2 separate regions of the Homo sapiens genome follow, and region 2 is linked to region 1. Evidence: chromatin loops called from intact Hi-C (ENCODE). Cell type or tissue: Panc1. All regions are shown on one strand.

Region 1 (2,500 bases):
CCTATTTTGCCAACCGATTTGAAATATATAATTTTATATTACCATTTCAAGAAAGGAATGCCTTGGACAATAAAGATATCTTTTTTTTTTTTTTTTTTTGAGATGGAGTCTTGCTCTGTCTCCAGGCTGGAGTGCAGTGGCGCAATCTTGGCTCACTGCAACCTCTACCTCCCAGGTTCAAGCGATTCTCCTGCCTCAGCCTCCCGAAAGATATCTTTTTACATGGCTTATGCCTCTTCAAAATCTACTCCCAACTTACATTTCCAGGCCATCTCCTGACCATAAACAACTCAGAACTCAAGATTTTCACAACACTCTATGTCACCCCCTGCCTATCCATTTCCAGTTACATCATCTTCTTTTACCTAAATACCATTTATTCTCATTCCCATTTCTCTGCCCGGAAAATTTCTACTTAATCTTAAAAACCCACATCAAATATTCTTATATAAGGTCTTCCAACATCATCCTAAAGAATTACTTCCACTCCCCACCATGCTCACAATTCTGAGCATGCATCTATTATAAAACCCATCACATTGCCTTATTACTTATAGCAGAGAAATTACTTTTCTCTGCTTCAGTTTTTTAAAATTAAAACGTTATGTGGCATGAGCATCAAAACTGCCTAGTTTGCTAGGGCTGCCATGACAAAATACCATGGGGTGGCTTATACAACAGAAATTTATTTTCTCACAATTTTGGAGATTAGAAGCCTGAGATTAAGGTATTAATAGGGTTGGTTTCTTCTGAGGCTTCTCTTCTTGGCGTGTAGATATCTGTCTTTTCCCTCTGTCTTCACACAGTTTTCCCTCTGCATGTATGTGTTTCCAAATTTTCTCTTCTTATATGTACACTAGTCCTGTAGAATTAGCTCATTCTAAATTCACTACCTCACTCTAACTTGATTACCTTTTTAAAGACCCTGTTCCAAATACGGTCACATTATAAGATACTGGGGGTTAGGACTTCAACATATGAATTTTGGGGGGACACAATTTAGCCCCAAGTAGAGACCATGCTTAAATTATCTAGCCCTAACTCTTAACTCAGTTTCTACCATATAATAGAAACAATAAATATTTGTTAATGAACGCTATATTAATGAAAAAAATTTACTATGTATGATATGGTATTTAAAAATGTTTTTCTTATAATAAATTATAAGAACACTGGCAGGTTTTTTTGTGTGTTACAAAACAGCCATAATATTGTTTTTCACTAGCTTGTTCCTAAAAGAACTTACTTAGCTCCCCAAGTTAGGAACTCTCATAGCAATTTTGTTATGCTGCCACCAAGTGACACTTGATGGAACTGTTTCCACTTGTTCTGCAGAATCTAAGCTTTTGCTGAAATTAAAGATGATGAATCTCTCTTAAAACCTCTCAAAGACCCAATTATGACATTTTTGCATTTTAAAAATAAATTGCCCTCATTAAAACAAAAATGTAATCAAATATTGAAGAAAAATTGACAGGTAATTATATACGGCAAATATTTTTAAACTAATAAGACAGTATTCATCGTTCTCTGATAAAATGTTGATGTGCTAGATATAAAAAACAAACCATAACTTATATTCAACTTTAATTTTGACCACAAACATATCATAAGTCCACTCAGGAAGATAACACAGGTTTTAGTCCTTGCTGATCTTACAAAGAGACAAAAAGGTATCAGCAGCTTTTCTAACAGAGAGAAATGGTTGTTTTCCCTTAAATTTTGACTAGGAATGTAGCAGGGAATATCTGTTGCAAATATTAACTTGCTCATTCCCACCTGACGAAAGTTAAGTCAAAGCTGTGCTGAGATAGTACTTCAAAACTGTCCTTTCCACTCATTTGCCCAGCCATTCATTTTGCCTCAGGCAATAAATATTGCTGCTCAAAGAGGTCTTCCCTGACCACCTATCTAAAAAATACCCGCACTAAACCCAGTTATTCTCTATCAATAATATCACAAAACTTATTTCTCTGGATTTATATTATTCAGTTAATTTTTACTTATTTACAATATGGGCTTCTCTTGTTAGAAGATAAGCTCTATAGACCTTTTGATTCGTGATTCTGTTCCCATCAACTAGAAGAGTACTGGGTAGACTGCAGGTTATTAATAAATATTAATAAAATGAATGAATAGTATCTGACTAATTAGAATAAATTAAAATTTAACTGAGGCTCTTAGTCAACTGCCTTCTCGATGATAGTTCTCACATGGGAAGAGCCTGTAAATGACTGTGTGAATTCTTCCAGCTCTTTACTAGGATGGAAATGCAAGGAGAAGGCACTGAGCTCAATGCTTAATCTATTTTATTTCATCTAAAACATGCAATCCCCATCTATCTTGCTCATCTTCCTCCTGGCATCTCTAGTATTTTAATATCATAGTTTATCAATTTGAAAAATTACATCTTTTACATTTTTACATTTCTAAAATTGGGATGCATCTTTCAATTAATGGGAAATTGCAAACACTGTAGGCCAGGTGGTGGTTGTGATGT
Region 2 (2,500 bases), 440 kb before region 1:
CCAAAGGATATTATTCAAAATCATACAAATTTGAATAAAACATCAAACATGAAATAATTTCTGGGAAAATGAAATAATTCAAAGCGACTCAAGGTAAAATAGAATAATTTTTAAAAAGTAAGTAAAAAATGAAATGCTTTGAAAGTACTACCTTGAAAAAAAGTCATTTTATAGAATTTTAAAGATACCATGGGAACAATTACATCTCAAATAAAATAAAAATTTCTACTATTAAGAAAAAGAGGAAAATTGTGCTAATTTGTTCCACACAGCTATGAGATCTCTAATGCCGTTTTGATTATGATGGATTTTCTAGTATCAAATGTGCCAGCTGACATAAATAAATAAAAATGGCAAAATATATTAAACCACACTTTAGACATTGGAGAAGGGCAATCCAGGACTCTAGTCCTTGAGAGAAAAAACCTAATGAAATTAATCTTCCCTTTGCCTTAGTTTTTTGAGAAACTTTTTGGACAGTAGAATGGGCTGGGGTTTGGGAGAAACCCAAGTAGAGCATACGTCTCTTGCTGGGTTGAGGCATAAACGATTAGAGTGCAGGGAGACTGCAGGAGATGAAATTTCTGGTGCATAATATCAGCAAAGGAGGAGCCACATGAAAAAAGAGCTCCAGAAACCTGCATGGGATTCCCCTTGACAAAAAATAAAGGACACATGTATAATGATTCTCTGCTATGCTGAGTAAAGAACTACCAGGAGGCTATACACTGAACAAGTTCCTGATCATGCACAGGGCTAAGAGAACTTGAGATTCTGAACAGCCAGAATAAAGAGGCCACATTGGACATCATGGAAATTCAGTAAAGACCACAGAAGGTCTGTCTTTCTAGTCAGGCGAAACTAGTCCTAAATTAAAAGCAACCCTAAACTCACCCTAAAATCATGGAGAAATGAGGCTCCTGCCAACAGCTATGTGAGTGAGCCAACTTGGGAGTGGATTCTCTATCTCCAAACAAATCTTTAGGTGATTGGAGTAATGGCCAACATTTGATGGCAACTCCATTAGAGACCCTGAGACAGAATTTCTGAACCATGAAAATGGAAAGAGATACAAAATGTTTATTATTGTTGTAGCCACTAAACTTCGGGGTAACTTGTTACACAGCAATTGATAAATAAAACAATTATTTATCCAGCTACCTTTACTGCTGTGTCCAAAATGTAACACCAGAGGCCAGTGGTCATCTCCCGAACTGTATCATCTCCTAGGTGAACCAACCTAGGGGTCCACTGATTTCACTGTACCCCTTCCATAGATTGAAGAATCTTTTTGTCCTATCAAGAAAATACAGGAGCATAGGTATAGATTTGTCTTTCCTACAAAAAAAGATTACGTAAGAACCACTGTTAATTAGTCACTTGACAAAATGCTTATCCTGGATATTTTACACAATATTGTATTCCACCTGGAGACGCAGTTCATGGCAAAGAAAGTGTGTTAGTAATCTCACATCTACAGAAACTTGTCTTTCATCATTACTCATCATGTAGAAGCAGCCATCTTGATAGAGCAATGAAATAGTCTACTCACGTATGATCTCAGCTAGGAGACAATACACCATGAGGCTGGGCATAAATTTGCCAGATCTGGTACATCTTTTGAAGCTGCAACCAATATATATTGCCACTCTCTCCATGAGTAGGGTACAGAAGTCAAGATGGTGATGTGAGTACTGTTATTACTGAAGTTTATATATAATTGAAAAAAAAGTTCTTCATCTTCTCACAATTGGTAGACTTGGACCAGTCTTAGTGGAAGAATAATATTCCAAATAAACAAAATCAGGTTTCTAATGGAGAGGGAGATGAGTCTGCCCCCTGATCAATTTGCTCTCAGAATGTCTATGAAATAACAGTTTGAGAAGGAGAGTTGTTAAGGTAACATGGAAGAAACAATGTTAACTTAAAATATAAAACATTTCTTATTTCATCCTTATTTTATGAATATTTTATTGTACCTCGTGAACAGAAAAGCATGTGGAGACTGCAGCAGCTATGTTTAATGTTTTCAAAGCACTTCTTTTTTCCCTCCCCACCTTACAAAAAGTACCAGTGAAACTTAAAGTTTCAAGTGGGAATATGACTGGAGTTATTCCAGGACTCCACAATTACAGTGAGGCTGATGAGACGATGATTTTTTGTGCATCTGCTATGATAGGGAAGTGTTCTCAAGCAGGCAAAAGATATGAGTAGATGGTAAGGGGCAAAATGGGTGAGCTGTACTCTCTGCTTTGTACCCTTCTCCATTCTGCTTTCTACACCAAGAGGCTGAAAAATAAGAAATCTGCTTTCCATTGGTTTCAGCCAAACCACACAGAAGATCCAAGGTAGAGGGGAGAAAGAGATGACAACATATATTTCCCTGATTTCTGCTGCTGACGGTCACACTGAGCTGGCCATGTCCCTTAGTCAAATGCCACTACCTCTTTCAAAATGGCCAGCTTTACACAACTCTCCCTCTGTAAGTTCTTCAGACACC

The links. A loop is a pair of places that touch in the nucleus more often than their neighbours do. Peaks named below come from ENCODE experiments on the same cell type or tissue, not always from the same donor. Only the 100,000 strongest peaks of a DNase experiment are listed, where the experiment ranks them.
Region 2: a loop joins it to region 1, with 2.3 times the contacts of the local background. A loop is called at or near these places in 25 of 110 quality-filtered maps.

Annotation. Positions count from the first base shown.
Region 1 is chr7:79,297,154-79,299,653 of GRCh38, reverse strand. All of the region lies in intron 1 of MAGI2 (membrane associated guanylate kinase, WW and PDZ domain containing 2), which reads left to right. Among named protein-coding and RNA genes, the nearest start is that of MAGI2-AS3, 150 kb to the left of the region's middle. In Panc1, CTCF peaks have their summits at 1,066 and 1,309; a DNase peak (open chromatin) is centred at 1,303; H3K27ac peaks cover 2,266 bases.
Region 2 is chr7:79,740,586-79,743,085 of GRCh38, reverse strand. No RefSeq gene overlaps it. Among named protein-coding and RNA genes, the nearest start is that of MAGI2, 290 kb to the right of the region's middle. In Panc1, CTCF peaks have their summits at 988 and 1,193; no DNase peak of the experiment used is centred here; H3K27ac peaks cover 255 bases.